Regions from separate parts of the Mus musculus genome. Here regions 2, 3 and 4 are each linked to region 1. Evidence: chromatin loops called from intact Hi-C (ENCODE). Cell type or tissue: heart. All regions are shown on one strand. Links, peaks and the distances in the headings refer to the core of each region. The heading gives the core; the rest is flanking DNA. Region 1 has its middle 22 kb from the start of Ddr2. Region 2 overlaps Ddr2 (discoidin domain receptor family, member 2). Region 3 overlaps Ddr2 (discoidin domain receptor family, member 2). Region 4 overlaps Ddr2 (discoidin domain receptor family, member 2).

Evidence for each region. Peaks named below come from ENCODE experiments on the same cell type or tissue, not always from the same donor. Only the 100,000 strongest peaks of a DNase experiment are listed, where the experiment ranks them.
Region 2: a loop joins it to region 1, with 2.3 times the contacts of the local background. A loop is called at or near these places in 3 of 42 quality-filtered maps.
Region 3: a loop joins it to region 1, with 2.5 times the contacts of the local background. A loop is called at or near these places in 3 of 42 quality-filtered maps.
Region 4: a loop joins it to region 1, with 1.9 times the contacts of the local background. A loop is called at or near these places in 4 of 42 quality-filtered maps.

The regions. Positions count from the first base shown.
Region 1 is chr1:170,108,513-170,113,797 of GRCm38, forward strand. It overlaps a transcript of Ddr2 not described here. Among named protein-coding and RNA genes, the nearest start is that of Ddr2, 22 kb to the left of the region's middle. In heart, for the core only: no CTCF peak of the experiment used is centred there; DNase peaks (open chromatin) are centred at 2,009 and 2,309; H3K4me3 peaks cover 1,134 bases; H3K27ac peaks cover 1,364 bases.
Region 2 is chr1:170,009,941-170,015,225 of GRCm38, forward strand. All of the region lies in intron 2 of Ddr2 (discoidin domain receptor family, member 2), which reads right to left. Among named protein-coding and RNA genes, the nearest start is that of 3110045C21Rik, 43 kb to the left of the region's middle. In heart, for the core only: no CTCF peak of the experiment used is centred there; DNase peaks (open chromatin) are centred at 1,081 and 1,431.
Region 3 is chr1:170,002,760-170,008,044 of GRCm38, forward strand. It overlaps Ddr2 (discoidin domain receptor family, member 2), which reads right to left. Exons shown (of 17, transcript NM_022563.2): 3 at 4,003-4,105; 4 at 2,314-2,545; 5 at 1,896-2,043; 6 at 1,405-1,510. Among named protein-coding and RNA genes, the nearest start is that of 3110045C21Rik, 36 kb to the left of the region's middle. In heart, for the core only: no CTCF peak of the experiment used is centred there; a DNase peak (open chromatin) is centred at 3,842; H3K4me3 peaks cover 699 bases; H3K27ac peaks cover 2,082 bases.
Region 4 is chr1:170,054,446-170,059,730 of GRCm38, forward strand. The region is part of intron 1 of Ddr2 (discoidin domain receptor family, member 2); the gene reads right to left. Among named protein-coding and RNA genes, the nearest start is that of Ddr2, 32 kb to the right of the region's middle. In heart, for the core only: no CTCF peak of the experiment used is centred there; DNase peaks (open chromatin) are centred at 1,956, 2,676 and 3,386.

The DNA.
Region 1 (5,285 bases), core at 1,181-3,680:
GGCAGGATGGTTCCCGTTAGAAGATAGGCATGAAGACCTGGAGAGATATCTCAGTGTGTAAAGTACTTATCACACAAATCACACAAGCATGAGAACCTGAGTTTAGTCTCCTGAAATGCACAGAGGCAGAGACAGGAGGATTCCTGGAGCCCAGAGGCCAGCCAGCCCAGCCTACTGAGTGAGCACTAGGGCACTGAGGGATCCTATCACCGAGGCCTCCACATACACAAACATACCTGCACATGTGCACCTGTACACGCACGTGTGCAGGTATGCACACACAAAGAGATAGGAGTGAAGATAGAGCCACTCCCCATTTCAGAGTTTGGCACAGTCTTACGGGTCTGCACCAACTGCCAGACCCAGCCTGACAAAAGCTAATTTCCAGTACATTCGGTCACATTTCATTACAACCATAAGAGCTGACCTAATGAAGCCCTTCATAGCCTCCAGAATGCATTCATGTCCGAGTCTAAAACAGTAAAACTCAAGAGTATTCTCATTTCCATGTAGTGAACACAGAGGCTGAAGTGCAGGAAGCAGTCAAAGATAGAGACAGAACCTAACCTGGGTCTACCAACTCTAAAAGTCCCAGGCTCTCTGCATCACAAAGCTAAACAGACATCCAGTACCTGGAATTTAACCTCCATCTGATACCCGGGCAAGTGTTTCTCTGAGTGCAAATCCAAACTGTTCCCTTAGCCTGGCATGGGTACCTCCTGGTCACCCGGTGAAACATGAAGTTTGACTCCAGAAGTAAGCAAGTCCAAGTGTGGAGTGGGAGACGGGAGACCTGCCCACGGTGAGTCGGAGGACCAGACTCCGGATGTAACAACTTTTAAGCACATTAGTTGTGCTTCCTCGAACAATTCATTTCACTTCTCTGTCTTAAAACCCTTTCCTGTAAAACAGGAACGGTGCCTTACAGAACCGTGAATCAAATAACAGGAAAATATCTGGAGGCTGATCAGAGCAAGGACTCAAATGTTAATTTTTTTTTGTTTCATTTGTGCACACACACGTGCACGCACACACACGTGCACACGCGCACACCAACATTGACACACACACCAAGGACCACCAGCTGATGAACCACTTCTACCATTTTTTTATAGCTGATAAACGCCCGGAGAAGACTTGCCCCATTGTCTCTTCTAAATCTTAAAAATAAGCCTGAAGGCATAAGCGTGGAGTGCAACAGGCACTAGGGCCGTGCTAACATGTCTGAAATCTGTGTAATGAACGGGTCAGAAGAGACCGCAGCAATTGCAAAGACCCCCCTTTCCACGCTCCAATTGCCACTAGGGAAGGATGCGGAAAGCTGAACAGTTAAGATGGTGCTAAAGGCGCCGCTGCCTTGAGTTCTCCAAACTCTCCTCAAATGGCTGACCTAAGTATGTCTGCCACTTGCAGAGAACTCTGTCCCTTAGATGGGTAGGCCAGAACACTGGGTCCCAACTGCTAACAGACCGGCCCTCTGACAACAAAAAGAACAGCACCCAACGCTGGGGAGAAGGAGAGTCTGGGAAGTGATTGCTTCGTGTCACCCACTGCAAACCCTCCAGGCAGCTGGCCTTCCCGCCCAACCTTACCCAAGACCAAAGGTGAAGCCACCCCTCATCCCAAGCCCGCAGCCACAGTCTCCCTTCCCACAATTAAATCACAAAAGGTACTAGGCCACGTTCTCACCAAAACTCAGGTCCCTCAAACCCCAGTGCTCAAAGCCTGAAAACACAGCTCCTGGCTCACCTCTCTCCAGCAGCCCGACTCTGCGATCGGCCTGTCTTGCCTGCCAACATTTCCAGCTCTGCTAAAACTGTTTATTGTACTTGCAGCTGCTATGGAGTCCTGTACCTCGCTTCAGCCTTCTTTGGTTATTGGCGCCTGTTCTTCCCTCGCTGACACAAATCCAGACCCCAAAACATGAGATCTGCCTCGGTCCTGAGTCTTGAAGAGCCCAGCTCCCTGCCCTTCCGCCCTGATTCAAACTCTGCCCTCTGCCGCTTTTCCGAACTTTTCCTGACACACCAAGAGAAGTCCACTTAGAGCTTTCGTTTTTAGAAAAGAAAACGAAGGTGGGGGCAGGGAGGAAGGAGCCACATCACTTACTTCCAGTCCAGGGACGCCCAGGTTTGAAGAGAAGGAAACGGTTATAATCCAATAGGTTCCCCCAACCCAGAAGACTTTCTCGGGAACCACTTCTTTTTCCACTTTGCCGGTGAAGGAGCCCCGTGGTAGGCATACATCCACAGGCTGATGCAAGATGCCTTTGAGAGAGACCTCACATTCTGAGGATTCCTGGGCCTGCGCCAAGGATCCCAGCATCCAATATATTGCACATTTGCTTTCAATTAGGAAGGGGGTTGGGGAGGGAAGAAGGCAAGTCACCAATCAGAGCTGTTTGCAGTTTGGAGACTATTTCTTTTGACCCAAGGGACCACGAGCAAAGCTATAATTTACAGCAAAACCCATTCATAGAAGAAAAATATGTATAACCATAGGAGGACTTAAAGCTGCAGCTCCCCTTTGCCTTCTTGCCACCATGCCTCTCGGTGCCTTTCTCCTGCATCTGAGACTCGAGTCCCATCATGGGGTACTCCCCCCACCTCATTTTTCTTACTCGAGCTGAAGCTATAAGCACAACGTCAGGTTTGGAGTCTCTTGCGATTCTCATTTCCTGGACAGTTGAGTCACACACATGGAGCTGATCTTTCGTATTTTGGCCATGAGAGCTGAGCGCTGAGCCCTCCTCCAGAAAGTTTGTTTTACTCTCTTCCCCTCACTGCCAGAGAGAGAGAGAGAGAGAGAGAGAGAGAGAGAGAGAGAGAGAGAGAGAGAGAGAGAGAGAGAGAGAGAGAGAGAGGAAGAAAAGGAAGAAGAACCTAGATGCTTCTAGTGTCCAGAATTTCTACTTTTTTTAGATTCAGTCCTCAATTGGCTACTGCTCAGAGTCTGTTTCTACCCTGGATTCCTGCTGATAAATGAAAACACAAGGACTTTCTAAATATTTTGTTTTAAAAAAAAAAAATCTCTTCTAATCCCCCTACCCCCACCCTCCTTTCTGTGGCCAAAGTGAAAGAGACATCATGTGAAAGTAATATGTAGGCAACAGGGGAGGCACTCCTGCTGGGCTCTCCAAATGATAACTAAGAATCCTGTCCATCCACCCAGATTCTGCTCTTAACCCTTCAGATCCCGGGTCACTCTTGACGAAGCCTGGGACCTGGAAGCCCTGATTCCCTGTGTGGTTAGTGACCACTGGGTGAGCGGGGCAGTAGAGCGAGGCAGGTGGCACAGATTAGTTAGGAAGACAGTCTTCTTTTGAGAGCTAGCCTCCTCACAGTGACACCTCTTCCTGTGGGCTTCTGAGCAATCTCTGCCAACTCTTCCCTGCCTGCCTTTGAGTAGACAGCCTCGGAGAAGAGCAGCGGGAGAGGTGGAGCTTCTGGGGAACGGTCCAGCATACCTCAGTGAGTGTGGCACTTGGCCCGCTTCCCTCAGGAGGCTGGTGACACATGGAAAGCCCCAGTTGGGCTGGCCATGAAATTAAGGTCTTGACCGTCAGCGGTGAGTCACCCAAGGGTCATAAGCCCACCACAGGCCGGAGGATTAGAAAGCAGCTGTGAGGGTCATGCTTCACCGTGGAGAGGGCACCGGGAATGAGGCGGCTCTGCCGGGGACCAACCACACAGACAACAGTGCACGGCAAATACAAGTGGGGAGAAGGAAACTAGAATGAAGGTTATTTTACAAAGAGGATGGTAGAACAGAGATGACTCTCCTGAGAGGATCCTTCAAACAACATAGGGCATATGATGTCAGGTGTGAGGATGACCGAAGCCGAGATAGTTAGCTCGGCTTCATAAATACCTATAAACACTTGTTCAGACGTTTCACTGGGTGCTTGCCCGTGACATCCACGGACATCTGGCCAGAGACATATGCTTAGAATCTGCTGCCCCGTGTGGATGAACCGTGTTTGGTGAGGTCACAGGTTAAAGCTGAGAAGCAAGGGAATCACTTTGCAAAGACTGAGCCTAACAAAAGACAGGTACCTGTGGATGTGTGTCCTCCAACATCAGAATCTACGTGATGCTGCTTCACGAGCTGGGCTGTTAGCTTAGGACTATATAGAATTATTCTTGAGCCAACAGCATTGCCTTCAAAACCCAGATCCTCTGAATCTGCCTGAGGATGGATGGACATCCCCATCAGAAGTTTATTTGTCTACAGATCAAGAGGACTTCTGGGGAATAGTAGACAGACTAGGAAGAACCAAGGGGCTTTGAAAGGGGAAAGTCCAGGACCAGGAGAACTGAGCCAATAGGTAAAGTCCTTGCCACATGAGCATGAAGACTGAGTTTACAGGCCTATACCCATATTTAAAAGAAAAGAGCTGGAACTGCCTATAGGCAGTGCAGTAAGGCATGTGCAGACAGAAGGATCCCTGGGGCTCGGGGGCAAGCCAGTCTAGCTGAATCAGCAAGTCCCGGGTATAGTGAAAGACCATAACTCAGGGGGTGGGGGGAATGGAAGCGTTATTGAGAACAGAACTAGACAGCAATCTCTGGCCTCCATCCCAACTAGCCTACACACATGCATAGGCAATCACACATACCTATGCACATGTATAAACACACACACACACACACACACACACACACACACACACACAATGAAGAAATGTAAGCCCAGCCAAGCTTTGCCAAAGGTTAGGAGTAGCTCAGAGGGGGAAAAAAATTACCCGATCTGTTATTATGTCACCCCAAATTCCCTGTTGTTCTGGTTGGTTTGAGCCATATGGCAGGTCCAATTGTGAACTCTAAAAATTGGATGCTACTGGAACCAGAGCAAGGAAAAGCTAAAAGTAAGATTTCACTGAAATACTTAAGTGTCATTTACGGCACATTTACTTGTTTTAACGATTTTTTTTTATACATATGAGTGTTTTACCTGCTGTTTGCCTGTGAGCCACATGAGTGCCTGGTACTCTCAGGCATCAGGAGACGGTGATTGAACCCCGGGAACTGCGCTGGGAACTGAACCTGACTGAGTTCTCTGGAAGAACAAGCACTCTGAACACAGAACCAGCTCTCCCATCACAAAAGGAATGATATTTGAGCCTCGATTTCCCAAGAACTCTCAGGTGGAGCAGTGAGATCTGGGCCTCTTTGGCATTTGGAGAGTCCTTGCTGGACGGGGAAGAACAGAGATAGCAACTGTTACTTAAAAGCACCAACTCACAGAACAGGAAAGAAAATTCCCCAGGACTTGTGAACCGTTAG
Region 2 (5,285 bases), core at 380-2,879, 99 kb before region 1:
TGCTGAGCCACAAGGGTCACTGTAGATTTCTATTCACTAGAAGGGGATATTTTCTGATGGTTGGCTGAAACAGCTGATAGTGCAAAGCCCTCTACAAGCTCTTTTGTCTTTCCCTGCACATGCATACCGATAATAAAGTTTAACTTAGAAACTAATCATAGTGAGAGATAAACAATGCTTAATAATAAAATGGAACAATTATGATATCCCAAGTAAAAGTTATGTGAATGTAGCTCTCACATGTTTATTAAATGTTTATTTTGTTTATGTGTGCGTGACTGTGTACACACAAATGTATGCAGATGTGTGAACTTGCATGCACTGAGGCCTGAAAGGAGTGTTTAATGCCTCTGGGCTGGAGTTACAGGCAGCTGTGGGATGCTCAGCTTGCTCTATGGGTGCTGGGATCTGAATGCAGGCCTTCATGATGCAAAGCAAGGTCTTCTAATCTCTGAGCCATCTCCCCAGCCTCTCTCCCATCTTATTGAACCACACCCACTTGCCTCCAGAAGGCAAAACGGTGCTTATATACAGAGATAAAGTGCAGTGAATGACAAGCACTGGGTGTGACGGGTGGGGGGGGGGCTCAAGATTTAGTTCTTTCAGTCCCAATCACTACATTTAAGATTTATAAATTAGTCCTGACTTTGTCCATCTAATACTTTCAGACTGTGATTGACTACACAAAGAAACCAAGGGATGCAAAACCCCAGATAAAGAATGACCAACTTTTCAGTCATCCTACAACAATGGGAGTTGGGCTAGTGATCTAGAAACCAGGTCCAAGGACTACAAGGTTGAAGACAGGGAGGTCAGAGACAAGAGCTGATAAAGCAGCAATGTAACATAAAATAAGTAAGCAGAGTTTCTCCATGATTCAGTGTTCCCAGGGGCCTCACAGGAAGGGCAGAGGAAGAGTGCGAGCTGATCTTGGATAGCCTTACCCATCCCGCTGGGTCGTTGGAACCAGAAGAAGCCTTGGCCCAGGGAACCCAACGTGGCGCTTCTCTGCAGCCCCGGTGTGGTTTTCCTATTGAATGTGCCTATTTTGGGTAACTGGTGGAAGGGATCTCAGCTATTTGGGAAGATACAGAACTGCAACATTGGCTCAAATCCTAGACATCAGGACTCCTTTCTTCCAATCCCCCGCGCCCGTTCCCTGGATTACACTCCCCTATTCAGTCCATATCCTGAGATATAAAGAAATATGTACAGAGAGCAGCCTGTCACAGGAAGCAAAAGTCACTGCAGGAAAAAAAAAAATGCTTGCTGAGTTGTCTTGGTGGTTTCCGGATGCTTCCGCTACCCACCAATCTCCTGACAGAGATGCCAACGGACTCTTCCAGTTTCCCAGAGTGGAAAACTACCAGCATCAGCCACAGTAGGCCCAGCTGAGAACTCTGTCCATCCCAAGCTCCAGTAGGGTTGGCAAGCAGACCGAGGAGAAACAGCTGCCACCAGGTCCCAGCTTCCCAAGGCTTACTTCTCATACTCTCGAGCCAAGGCTGTAAGGCTGAAAGCATTGCTTGTTCCAAGATGTTTACCCCCGACAGCCAGCTCCAGCCCATGGCCTGCCTGTCACTGAGTATGCTACATACGGCTTCCAGGAAAACACAGGGCACATGAAAGGTCTAAGCACAGAAGTATGACCCCTGGCTCGCCCCAGGTACACGTTTGATAGAGGGAGATTATCAGGGTCAGATTATCATAAGCCAGTCTAATGATCTAAAGATATATCTATGACTACAAAATTTTAGATCCAGGGAAGAAATTTTAACTCACTGAACCCTAGAGTTCCATACTCGATATCAGAACCTGTAATCCTCAGAAAGGTGAACTGACTCGTTCAGAAACTCACAGACGACCAATGTAACCATGACGGAAATCCAGTGTTCTCAGCCCTGGTCCTTCTCAGGCCACCTCAACCTACTTCTTCCAGTTCCAGAAAGAACAAGCCTAGTCAACGGTGTCACCTGGGCCTTGCTCCCCACACACTGCAGTGCACAAGCAAGACTATTATTAGGTCAGTCATTTTCTTCAGGCTCTGGGTTTGTTACACATGGGTCTATTTCACAAAGACTGCTTTCCCTCATTCGATATCCTCTTAGGAATAGATAGTTTCCAGAAACAAATATTAAAGACAGGAAAGAAAATCTGAATGCATGGGCTTTAGGGTACGGAGTTACAGATTGGATGGCATGCTCTTCCTGGTTACATACATGAACCAGTAGATGGGAAAACAGCAAGCTTTTTGTCCCAACAAAGAGGTAAACCCAAACAAACAAACAAGCAAACAAAAAACAACTGGGTTAGAAATAACACGGGCTGTGAAGTTATAGGAGATACAGCTTGTGGTTCAGCATGTAACAATTCTATATTTCATGAGGCAGAGCTTATGAAACCCCACAGAAGAAGGGGAAGAAGCATTGTAGGAACCAGAGGGCTCCAGGACACAATGAGAACTCAGCCCACAGAACCAACTAACCAGAGATCATAGGGGCTCACGAAGACTGAACCAACAATCACAGGTCCTGTATGGGTCTAAGTCCTCTGCATATCATGTTATGGCTGTGTAGTTTGATGTTCTTGCGGGACTCCCACCAGTGGGAAAAGGGTCTGTCTCTGACTCTTTTCCCTGGTCTTGAACCCTTTCCCTCCCATTGGGCTGCCTCATCCAGCCTTGGCATGACGGTTTGACTTAGTCCTATTGCATCTTGGTATTGCCATGTTTGGTTGATATCTCTGGGAGGCCTGCTCTTCCCTGAAGGGAAATGAAGGAGGAGGAGATCTGGGGAAGGGAGGAGTTGGGGACACAAAGAGGAGTGGAGGGAGGGAAAACTGCAGTCAGGAGGTAATATATGGAAGAAGAATAAATAAAAAAATAATTCTATGTTTCAAACTTGATTCTGTCCTTCTAATATGGAAGTACAAGGCTGGCTACTACATCCCATCCCTTTGGGAACTTTAGATTCCATATCCTCTGCTATGTTTTGACTGTGATGTGTCCGTCATGGGCTCTTATATCTGAACACTTGTTCCCAGGCTAGTGGCGCTGTTCTGGTAAGTTGTAGAACTTTGTGGTCCAGTTAGCAGACATGGGCTGTTCAACCTTGAAAGCAGAATCAACTTCTAGTTCCAGCCAGAGCTTTTTGCTTCTTGATCCACCACAATACAAGGAGCCTCTTCCATACGTTCCCCTCACCAGCAACTCTGCCATGCCTTCCTCGCTGTTATAAACTGTGCCTTTAAAACCATGAGCCAAAAATCAATTCTTTCCCCCTTCAAGTTGCTTTTATTGGGTATCAGTCCCAGCAATATAAAAATAAGCAACGTTTCCTTAACAATCCTTAATAATCCTCATCCTTAATAATAAGCAGGGTTGTTTCAGAAATTGTTAAAATACAAACCACAGCACGTTCTATGTGATATAATAGTGCTCAATAGATGATACCCAGAAGGAGAAAGGGAATTAGTGTGTTCTGAATACCACATGCATCCTTTCTTAAGTAACATGGAAATTTTATGACCGTTTAATCTTGTGCTCTCTGCTTAATCATAATAATGGTACTTCTTATGGAGATGTGTTAAAAAAAAAACAGTCAGTTAGCATTCTTCCAAACTTAGAGCAATGAAGTTTAGTAATATTTAGGTGCTTTTAATTCTTCTCTGGTTATTTTTATTATGAATCCTCTTAATAAAGGATTGCAACTGACCTCCAGGGAGTTGCATAGAGTAAAAACAAATAAGTAAGAAAATAAGAGGAGGGGAAAGAGAACTGGGATAATAATCAGGTGGAGTTAGTATCCAAAGCTGTGTTTTCTCTTGCAGTGTTAGATCAAGGCCTCACTTGCATGCAAGGAAGGCATTCTAACGCTGAGTCCAACCCCAGCAACACTCTGCATTACCCCCTTCACTGGGAAGAGATTTTCACTCTGGTTCTGCTTATAAGTCAATTCAAAAAGTGAAATAGCCCAGTGCGATGGGCTCAGGGGGTAAAGCACTTGCTGTGCAAGCCTGATGACCAGAGTTCAAGCCCCAGAACTCACCTGAAAGTGGACGGAGACAGTCAAATTCACAAAGTTCTCTGACCTCTACATGTGTGTCATAGCACATGCACCACACACACACACACACACACACACACACATTCACACACAATTATGTGTACACGAACACATCATCATCATCATCATAATAAAGTATATGTTAAGTGGAATATTAGAATTTAAGGGGAATCATAGAGGGCTAGAGAGATGGCTCAGAGGTTAAGAGCACTGGCTCCTCTTTTAAAAGTACTGAGTTCAATTTCTAGCAACCCCATGGTGGCTCTCAACCGTCTGTCATGGGGTCTGATGCCCTCTTCTGGTGTGTATGAAGAGAGTGACAGTGAACTCACATAAAATAAATTAATTTAAAAAAAAAAAAAAAAGAGGTCAGGCGTGGTGGTGCACGCCTTTAATCCCAGCATTTGGGAGGCAGAGGCAGGTGGATTTCTGAGTTCGAGGCCAGCCTGGTCTACAGAGTGCGTTCTAGGACAGCCATGGCTACACAGAGAAACCCTGTATGGAAAAAAACCAAGGGGGGGGGAAGAGGAATCATAGTAACAACCGAAGGAGATGCTAACTTTTGATACCTGTCCCCAGGTGAGGTAGAATAACTTGTGATAATCAATGCTACCCCTCCTCCAAAAGCACCCGGAAAGGCTGGATACACTTGGTAAATGCTCTACTCAAAAGTGCTTTATTGATGAGGCAGAGAGAGTGGAACAACTAAGACCTTAGAGAAGAGAGCAGTCTCAGGAGAAAGAATTCTTGCAGTCCCTTTCAGTCTCCGCCAGACTGGGACAGGGACAAGTGGGTGATGCTGGTTGTGGCACCTGCAGGGGTTTCTATGAGGGAAACTAGCAATCTGATAAGGATCTGAAGGGAGCTGTGTACAAAGTTCTTCCACTCAGCCATGTGCCCGATGCTGGGCCAAGTCAAGCAGGAGTGTGGAAGCCAAAGGACTCAAGACTTGCCAGGGAGAAAACTCACAGGGGGTCTGGAGATACTCTCAGTGTCCAAGAATTCCAGCTTATACCCTACCAACTGTGCAGACAGAATATGTGTCGCTCTGCCAAATACCAGAAGATCCAACTGCTCCGCCAATAGCCAATCTGGATTTGAGTTCACAGCCTCTTACAGAAGCCAAAGATACAAGAGCATGCTTCAAGAGCTAGCCAGCCCAGCTCTACAAGGAAGCAGGCCATACCAGTTCTACTACTACTACACCACAGGTTTCTCAAT
Region 3 (5,285 bases), core at 2,587-5,086, 100 kb before region 1:
AAAAGGAAATTACTGTGCTAAAAGGAAAACTGCTCCATCCCCACCCGACTTCTTGATATCCTTCTTACTACTCCTAGCATTCAAGTCTCCACCACCATGAACATTGTTATGCTATAACTTCTCCTGCCAGGAACTGTGAACTAAATGGAATCTTCCTTCCCCAAGTTGTTTATTGTCAGGCATTTGGTCATAGCAATGAAAAAAAGCAACAAATACATAGAATAATCAATCTTCTCACATAGCCATTGACCCAAACTATGAATGCCTTAAGCATGAGACCCATGGCTTCATTTTTCTTAATTACCCACAACACCTAGCCAACTTCTACACACATAACAACTGACTAGCAAAGATCCAATTGGTATCTCATTTCCTGTGTGCTTTAGGTCTAGGCTAGCTAGGGTGTGACTGAGTCAAACATGTGAAGATGATGTAAGAGAGTGGAGAGAAGTGACTGACTAAGCAGATGGAAAGGAAATAAGTAAGGCTAGAAGACTGGATGAATTGAGACTTCACCCAGGGGCTGGCTGATGAAGGAGATAGTTCACTCTCCACCCTTGAGCCAGTAGAAAGGCTGTCTGTCATTCTACAATCTGCTTCCTGAGACTCACTAATATGTTTCTTTTTTGGCCCCTAGAAACTTTATTGTTGGATCGATATTTCACAATATTCTTACAGATAAACACTGAACTAAGAAAGACAAGGATTAGCAATGGACCAGAAGAAGAATGTAATGATTGAATGGATAGGCACATGTCTTTCCCAGCTCTGTACCCCAATGTGTCTGGTGATGTTTTTCTACCACAGCTCTTCATCTGTCCACTTCAGGCCTCTCTGCTGCTCTCACCCGTTTCTGCCATAATTAGACCAATGTTCCTCCATTTCTTCCTCTCCACTCCTCTACCTACTGTTTCCTGCTTTCATTAACATCTAATCCTAAGAGCTTCTCTTATCTATTGCAAGCCTTAATAGCTCCTTCTTTTCACAGCTTCTAAAGTACTATATTTATGGAGTTCATTGTTTCTTAACTTTGTGACCTGACCAATCTTATTTCTTACTTTGTATCTATAGCCAAGTTAGCCTTTAGATTGGAATATACATCCTCATTTCAGGATATATAACTCCCACACTTATAAAAATATCACAAAGTTTAGCTATTCCTTTGTGTAATTTTTCTCCTGTCTACGGTATTACTATTTTGTTTTCCAAAAGTCAACTTCAAAATGGAGATAAACACCATGCAGTTTATATATGTAGATGTAGAAATAACTACATCTAAGTTATTTCCGTGTATCACACATGTGCAGAATACTGGTGGATTGACTGACTCTTTGATTATTGATGGAATATTTGTTATGGCCATTTCCTCTATTCTGGTGGTTATTTAAATCTCCTAGTATTTACCTGTACCCAACAGCTCCATCATAGACAGAATCATTCAGATAAATGATGGAGCCTCCAGGGAGTACAAACTGCTGTCCAGCTGGAGCATTGTAGGATACCAAGCCATCTGCCAAAGGAAACACAGTGGTCAGCGTTTGTGATAAGGAGATGCACCTGCTGCCTAACCAATTAGCCTAGGGAGCTACTTAAGCTTCCAAGGAAGTATGAGCTTGTCCATCATGTCCACTGGGTTTCAATCCGGGTTAACAGTTGAGCACTGTTGGGAAGCTCACCACAACAGCAGTTACCTGAGTAACTCTGAATATGTCATTTCCACCACAGGGCACCAAGCCCTGGGTAGATGGGTGTGGCTCATTCTTCTCTTTTAACCAAAAGGAAATAATCTCATTCCAAAGGGGAGTGATTTCATCCCTTTCTGAGTTGGTGGTTTTTAGTTCTTGGGGCTTGGAAGTTTCTCTATGGTTCAGAAGGTCTCTGTGGTCGAGATTTACCTAGCCAGACACAACCATAAAGCTCAACCCTCATGCACACGTTCATGGAGTGGTCAGTGACTGGGATAAGGCGAACAAATCTGGCGACGATGGGTGGCTCCAAGTCCTTCAGGAATACATCATAAGGGTTACTGTTTCCATCAAGCACCTAGGAGAGATATGAGAAGGAGCAGAGACCTTTAAAATCATGTTCACCTTTCTTCATGAATCATGCATTTGATGGACACTTTGCTCCTTGTTCATGAGCAGAATATAGTCACTCAACTCTCTCAGCAGAGCTAACAGATCCTCTGTGTCAACTCTGAACTGACACCATGCCACATTTACAATGTCATATCGGGCTTGAACATACACAGTTTGAACTATTGACAACTATTGAGTCCTATATTCCCCCAAAGCGTGGCCATTTTCTTCTTACCTGCTTCCCATGCCGGTTACGCCAGGAGATCCAGCGACTGCCATCCCGACTGTAGTTGATCTTGTACATGGGTGCAAATTCAATGCCATGACCCCCTGCATGGCGCCCCTGGGTCCCCACAAGAGTGATAAAGTGTAGGGTTCGCAAGTCAATCTGCAGAAATTCCTTCAGGTCATCGGGTTGCACTGGAATCTCAGGACACCAGGCTCCATCTCCTTCTTCAGAGTCCAGCCTTGAGAAGAAGGGTAGGGAAGAGAGGGAGCAACTGTGAAACAAGAGACACTCACCAGCTCACAGTAGGCAGCTGCCCTGCGCCTGAGGAGAGAGTGAAAACCCAGCATCTAGTCCAGAGGGACTTGGGGGACCTCCCCATGGTGTCTGTCTGTCCTAACCATTTCCATTTGTGGTTCGTTTCCTGTCTCTGAAGCACCACACAGCCCAGGGAGAGTCACCACAATGGAGCTGGGGCCTTCCAAAGCACATGTAGCCTTTTAATCTTGATTTAGAGAACTCTAGGGAAATGAAACCCTTTCCACCCATGCTCCTCTGTGGAATTCTTTCACCCTGCCCACGTCCATTCCTCAGCCACAATCTCACAGAGCAGGCTCCTCCTGGTTTGGGTATCAAGTTATAGGAGGGAGGAAGGAGTAGGGAGGAAAGGTAGGTCTTCAGTGTGGGCTATGCAGTATGGTGGAATGCTAGCCAGCAGAATGGGCATGGCAACCCAGCAAAAGCCATGGGAGCCATGGTGAAGGTGAGGGTGGAAAGCCTGTGAGGGAATGACCAATAACCTGGGTTCATTTACTACTCCAGGCTAGACCGCCACTGAACGGCATTGAGAAATCACTCTAAGGTTTATTTGAAGTACCCTCTGAGTTTTCTCCCTCTTCCCTAGTACACTCCCTTTCCTCGCAGAGCTTACCCACTCATTTCTCATTCCCCCCATAACTCCACACTACTCTCTCCTCTCAAACACTAAGACAGGTATGATGAGGGAGGTTATGGGGGTCGATTGCCTCATGTGTGATTCCATTTTAACAAAATCAATACGAAATTTACATCAAATAATTAGGTTCTAGCAGGAAGAAAAGGGTCCGATCATCAGCGTAGCTTCTGAGTTGGGAGTCTGTTCATTTAGGGACCTTGGGAATTACATACTCCACATAGAATTTGCTCTGTTTATAGATGAGGATGGCCCTTCTGTGTGAGGTTTCCTTGAGGGAAGGAAGAACTTACTGGAAACCTCAGTGTCTGGTTTGACCATAGACACTCTGCCCAGTGGCATTTCAGATACCTCCTGAGACGCAGGCATCACTCACTGCCAGTGTCCTACATAATCTACACCTCTCTGTACCTGCGCCCTTGGCCTTTCTCCTACAACGGCCCACAGTGAGGTCCGGTAAAGCAAATCCACTGCCTATCAATGACCCCATTCACAGTGGGTGGTGTGGTTCTGAGGCCTCTGTGGTTGGGAAGAGGTTTCCAGGCCAGTGACTGCAGCCAAGGCTTCGCCTCTCTCTGAAACATTCCAAGCAGCACAAACCCCTTCACATCTCGCTTCCAGTCTTGCAAGCTCTCACCAGCACTAGCCCTTCCCCCAGCATCTTGAGTTGTGGCTGTGTAGCCATTCCCTCCTCCCCCTGCTCCCCTCCCCCTGGCACTTAGGCCTTCTTGACAAAGCTATCTCACCTCCCATATTTGGCAGCCGTGGATTCTGACCACTGACTTGAGGCTGTGATGTCCTCATCTGGAATGTGGCCTCCTGACATGCCCAGAGGATAGCGGCATATGGCTGGAACGAGGAAACAGAGAGAAAACAGAGAATGTGCTTTCAGTTTTAGTCCAGAGTCCCCAAGAAGGTTGAAACTGGTAACAGAACAGGAAATAGGGGACTTGAAATCTTCCTAGATCCCTCTATGACCCAAGTCCAGCCACACTGATGCTACAGAGCTTTTTCCTAATCCTAATATCCAAATACCTCCAAGATTTAACCAACAGCCAAACTTACATTTTGGCCCAAATTCTGACTAATGTAATATAATTTAATGTGCAAATTTCTTCTTGTATTGAGTAATAACCCCAATAGTCCCAGCCTTAGTTCCTTACTAGCAGATTTACATATTAAATCAATTTCCTAAAAGTAGCATTATCCTTGTAGCCATCAGGTAGCCCTAGATGGGTAGAAGCACTCTGGTTTACTAAGGAGCAGATTGTATGAGACTGTGAAACAGCTCAATCCACTGTCCCGTGTTAGTACTGAGCATGCTGGTCCTGTTAGAAACAGTAGTTTCAGGGATGGGCTTCACTTTCAACAAAGAGAATAAGACAGAGCATATGAAATTCCCTATGGGAAATAATCCAGCTTTCAAACAATGGGCACCAGACAACAATGGACCACCATCTTGGAGAGATGGGAAACAAAGGAGCCAGCAACGCCCCGACAGCGCCCAGTTACAGCAAAGGAGTGAGAGCTCAGGCAAGATTGAGTGGACTTCCAGAGTTACAAAGACAAAACAAGTAACTATAAACACTCGGAAGTCACCATAGTCTACGAGATAAAAGATGAGTAGGAAGATGAAACGAAATGGAATCATTACGACGAAGGAAAAGAAAGAATGGATGTTTCTGGAAAGCCAGAAATTTTTCCAGAAATATAAAACCACAAAATAACAAACAAACAAATAAAAAACCCTAGAGTATTCTTTTAAAAGGAGAACAGACCTAGAGGTATTAGGAGTTTAGATATCAAAATATATCACAAAGCTGTAGTAATTAAAGTAGTCCTATACTTAAAAATGTGACCAATGCAATGGAATGGAGAGCCCAGACATAACCTCACATATATAAGGTCAACCCATCTTCAAAATAGGTACCAAAAAATGCACAGGGGGCGGGGAGCATAGTCTTGTCAATCAAGGTGCTGAAAAAAATTGGATATCCATATTTCCAAGAGAGAAATTGGACCCTCATGT
Region 4 (5,285 bases), core at 1,005-3,504, 54 kb before region 1:
GGAAAGACTGTACCAATTTTCACTCTTATTGACAGCTGTTATTGTTACTCTATAGCTCCCTTACTCTTGTCTATATGTGGTTGGGAGAGTTCTTGGTCATCCTGAACCCAGGCCCGTATTGAATGGAGGACCATCCATACCTCCTGATTACGCCATCTTCCTTTCCCATTTTAACAGTAACGTGATGAACCCAAATGGTTCACTTCACTACAGTCCACTGTGTCACTTTTCCTTTCATGTCTGAGAGTGGGAATTGTGTGCACAGGAAGGCTGAACAAGGCAGGGAGATGGAGATGGAGGGAGAGCATCTTCTGAATGAGGAGCCTTCGGAAGCAAGAGAAGTTTATGTGCTCAGGACTGGACACAACATCCTGGGCTGGCCAGCGTAGAAGGTTTGTATCAGCCAGTGTGGGAACGAACCTAGGAGGGTGAGATGTAGCTGGTCTGCCAGGAACCTTGAAACCAGTCCAACGCCTTTTCTCTTGGCTTGAAGGCAGAGAGACTGTTTTGAAAGGTAACTGTCTCCCTCTCCCTAGAATTCTTCCTTACTATCCCAGCTGCGTTAGTCTGAACCACCTGGATGTGTTCACCACATAGGCGAGTCACTGTCCCTTGGAGAAACTTTCTATCTGTTCATCTGTCTCTGAAAGCAAACACTGGCTGAAGGTTCAGGACCAGCTTTTACAGGCTCCTAAGTAATGATTCTTATATATTCAGAGATTCTGGCAGACAGCAGACATCATGACAGTAGTTCAAATCACCATGATTAGAGTACGCACACAGGAGATTTGCCGAAAGCTACACACCAGGGCTGAGTACCTCTTCTGTAGGATCCATTCTTTAACCATTGCCAGCATAACCCCAGTTATGAGCATCACCCATCTCTTGATGCTTATCACAAAACATGTACCTATGTCAGTGTTTGTTGAGAAAATTCATAGAGAGACTCTCTTGTGTACTGTTTGGAAGCATCACCAATAAAAAGCTGATGGCCTCTTAGCAAAAGGCAGGAAATAGAGGATGGAACTCTTTTGGTATTCTGCACGCTAGAGAGAGGTGGGAGGATTCGCCCAGAACTCTGAGGAAGTCAGATGCATGAAACTGAGAAGAGGTAACGGGCAATGTGGCAGACATAGACTATAATAAATGAGTTACGTACGTTACATGCTAGTGGGGGCTGGGGGGGGGCAGAGCCTAAGCTTAAGGTCATAGCATTATAATTATTAATAAACCTCTGAGTCATTATTCAGGAAATGGAGCACAGGTGGAGAAGCTTGTGTTTATAAAAACTGTATTTTTTTTTTTAACAACTCATTGCACTGTTTTTAAAAGTCCAGGCATGGGCGAGAAGGATTGCTCAGCAGTTCTGCTTTTCCAGAGGACTCAAGTTTAGTTCCGAACACCCATCTCAGGCACTCATAAACAAACAACCTGTAACTTCAGCTCCAGGGGGATCCAATCAATCCCCTCTCTAGACGACACAAGCGCCTTCCCTCGTGCGCTAGCTCCTGTGTGTGTCCACACACCCCTCGACGCACACAACACACCACACACTTAAAAAAGTCTTTAAAGAAGCTAAAAAGCCAGGTTAAAAAATTCCTCTAGTGATAATCATGAGGCCCCTGCTCTCTCCTCTTGCAATACAATCAGTATACCCTGCTCATTACCGTCCATGGTGATTGGCTCCTCATACTTTACAAGTGAATCTACGAAGACTTTCAAGAACAGCATGGAGTTACACGTTACTAAGTGAGAAGCCCAGACCTCCGGAGATATTTATAAGCCATCTGCTGTCCCTAAGAGGTCCGTGAAGCAGCCTTTCCCATGAAAGTCTAGAGTAGAAACAGCCCAGGCATTTCCTAGCGCCAAAAGCACATCTAACTCATAAGGCCCTTGAGCAAAGAGCCTGTGGGCCTGCTGTGTCAGAGTCCTGGGCATGTCCCTCGCTGCACACTCCCCAAACAGGATGGGGAAATGTCAGATGGCTCCAAAGCACATGATTCCCATCACCAGTGTCCCATGGGGGGGATGAGGTTTTCAGTAAAAGAAATGAGCAATGCTTTATTTGCTGCACAGTCCCCAAAGCCAGGACTGGGTGAGAGAATGAATATAAATTAAACAGACGCAACCCCAGCGGCTCAGAGCAGTTAGAGCTATAACGGTAGATCCCTTTGTTTTAGCGTGAGAATAGCACCCAGGGCTTCTTAATGAAAAGAATGAAGGCTGTGATGGGGAACAGAGTGGGAGAGAGACGAGGGCCTGTGTGATTCAAACAAAAATTATTCAACATCAGAATTGTTCTCATTTTATTTTTAGTCACCATAAGCCACTTACTTGGAAATTGCAGAAAAACATTAAGGACGGCATAAGCTACGTTTATAGGTATCTTTATAAATAAGACAGGCACGGGCTTCCAAAAGGGTGAGAACTACTCATCTGTTTTTCATGCTTATCTGTTACAGAGGCAGAAACTGAAAATCCAACAATGAGATCTGGAAGAACCTAGGCGGAGCATACATGTATCACAGTAGTAAATAGCCAGAACTAACAAGCTCTAGCACACAGTAGGTCTGCTAGAAGTAGCTATTGGATAAATGGATGAAGAGGCATGAGTCAGCCTCAGGAAGAGTTGGCCTTCGTGTCCCAAACCCAAGCCCAGAAACCCTCCCACTGGAGAGAAGAATGGGCAATTAGAAAGATGGTGTCTGGAGCCAGACTGCCCCAAACAGCCCCCTGCTTGCCAGCTGGATGGCTCTAAGTGGCTTTTATAACATCCTTGAACTTCGATTTCTTCTTCCATAAGATGGTTGCCCCCTTGGAAGCAGTCAGAACATATGACAAGGTGGGACTACATCCTGTGTCCTGTGTCCTTGCTAAACCCCTTGAAAAATTAATCTAAAGACAAACCTTGGAGAATTGCTTATGCATGGCATTGCATTTTTTTTCTAGTAGCCTATCAACTTCAATAAAAACCAAAGTCTACTGAAAATGTAAATAACCTAAATGCAACAAGACACTCTTTAGGAAAGTGCTTTGTCTGCACTCTAAAGCCCCAACTGCCTACCAGGGTGAGCCAGCCTGGCAGTCAGGAGCGCAGAGTCTACACCTTAACTCCCTCAGCTTAAGCTCTGACTCATCTCTTTGTTTCTTATCAGACGAAATACACATATCTTTCACTCTTCACTTGTGCTGCTTTGACTGTAAATGAGACTTGGAACTTTCAGTAACCCCATAGGGTCATGGCAAGGAATAAACACTGGTGACTTGCTAGAAGTGCAAGCATTAGCCGTCGCCAGCATAATAAACAGCCTCGAGAGGTCGTGTGAGTTTCCGTAAATCCAGCTGCATGCTGGAGAGTGGAATTGTCTTGGGATTGACTGGTCACCCTAACAGACCACATCACAACTAGAGCCAGGGCCACCATCCGAATCCACATGCAGTCCTGACCCCGAGCTGAAGAGATGTACCAATAACTAACAAAGCCAACACTAGTTACTGGAATAAAGTCCTGTGACAAGAGGCTTGAATTATGGAACCTGGGCCACACATCAGAAGTAGAGGCTATTATTTGGAGAACATTTGAGGGTAATCTAGGGGACCAAGTCTTCGAAATCAGTGGAAATGACTTATTACAATCCATTGGCATAAGACGACATCATCCAGATCCAGCCAAACTAAGACGGGCAGGCAAGTGTGGAGGGATCACTCGCATGCTACCCCTGCACACTTGGTACTTCCCCGAAACTTCTCCAGCCAGAGCTCTGGCATAAGCAACAACCCAGTTCAGCCCAGGACAGCTATGGGACTCGTGTCTACTGACGCACCCTGGTGCCCCTCCTCGGTGAGTCATAGCAGTCTCCTTGCAGGCAGATTGAAAACCCACGCGGATTTTTTTTAATAGAGATAGTGTGTAAATGTTCCCCAGCTAACGGAGCCTAAAATCAATAAACTCAGAGAATTTATGGGGCCAGTGTTGTTTGTGGTTAAGAGCCTGGGGTTTGGAGCTGCCTTCCAATCTTGCCTGATCTTCTTGTTTATTTTGAGGCAGATCTTTAACCGAATCATATCTCCGGTTGCCATATCAATAAAATATAACAATTGTATTTTACCACACATGGTGTTTGCAGTATTGAGTGAATTAACATGGGCAAACACTTAGGCAGTACCCAGAAAACAGACAAGTTGGCTTGGCATACCACTTACACTGGTTGGGAAAGGTATCCACACAAATGGGGAAGGGGGAAAAAAGACAGAAAAGAAGTGTCACACTGGACAGAACAAATGGACAGCCATTTGTGTATGCTAATATTTCCACTGTGAAATATACTGTCTCATTTATTTCATTTTCATAGACTATTTTTATTATTTCAAAATTTCATACATTGTATTTTGATCATATTCCCTTGTTTTTCTACCCCTAATTCTCCCAAGACTTTTATATTCTCGCCCCTCCCAACTTCCTGCCCTCTTTGTGTTTTCTTTAATAACCTACCAAGTCCAATTTTATATGGCCCATAGACCTCTAGGTGTGCGGCCATTCCCCAGAGCATGGGCCAACCTAGCAGGGACCACACCCTTTAAAAAATCTAGTTCTCTCTCCCTCTGAAACCATCAACTGTAAATAGCTCCGCAGCTATCTCTGGGAGCGTGTGAGCATTCAGGCTAAAATGTTGAGTGGCTTGGTCTTGTGCGGGTCTTGTGCAAGCAACCAGAGCTACTGTGCATTCATGAATGCAGTGATCCTGTCATGTCTGGGATACAGTTTCCCTCCTGTCCTCCTTAACCTCTGGCTCTTACAATCTTTCCATCCCCTCTTCAGAGATGACCTCTGAGCCAGGGTGGACATGGAGGATACAGACACTCCCTATGAAGCTGAGCACTCTCTACACTCTAATCAGATACGGATGTCTGTTTTAACCACTGTCCACCGCGCACAGAACACCTCTGATAAGGTCTAGTTCAAGTGCTCCCTTTCCTAAAAGCCCCTGAGAACCAGTCCCAAGGCAAAGGCTTTGGAGACAGCCTCCCGGCCTTCATAGTCGTAATGCTGAACTCAGCCACTGAGTCAGTCTCAGTCTAGGTTTCCAAAACAAACCCCATTGAACTGAGTCGCCCTGGAAACACGCACACTGGGTTGCAGTTCCAAAAGACTGTGAATGAAAACACCAGATGGTTAGCTAAAGCTGATTACCCTAACCACAGGAAGGGCACCCACGAGAGTGTTACACAGTGCTGGCCCATTAATACTTACGGGGCTACTCTGACTCCTCCCTTTCCATCCTGAG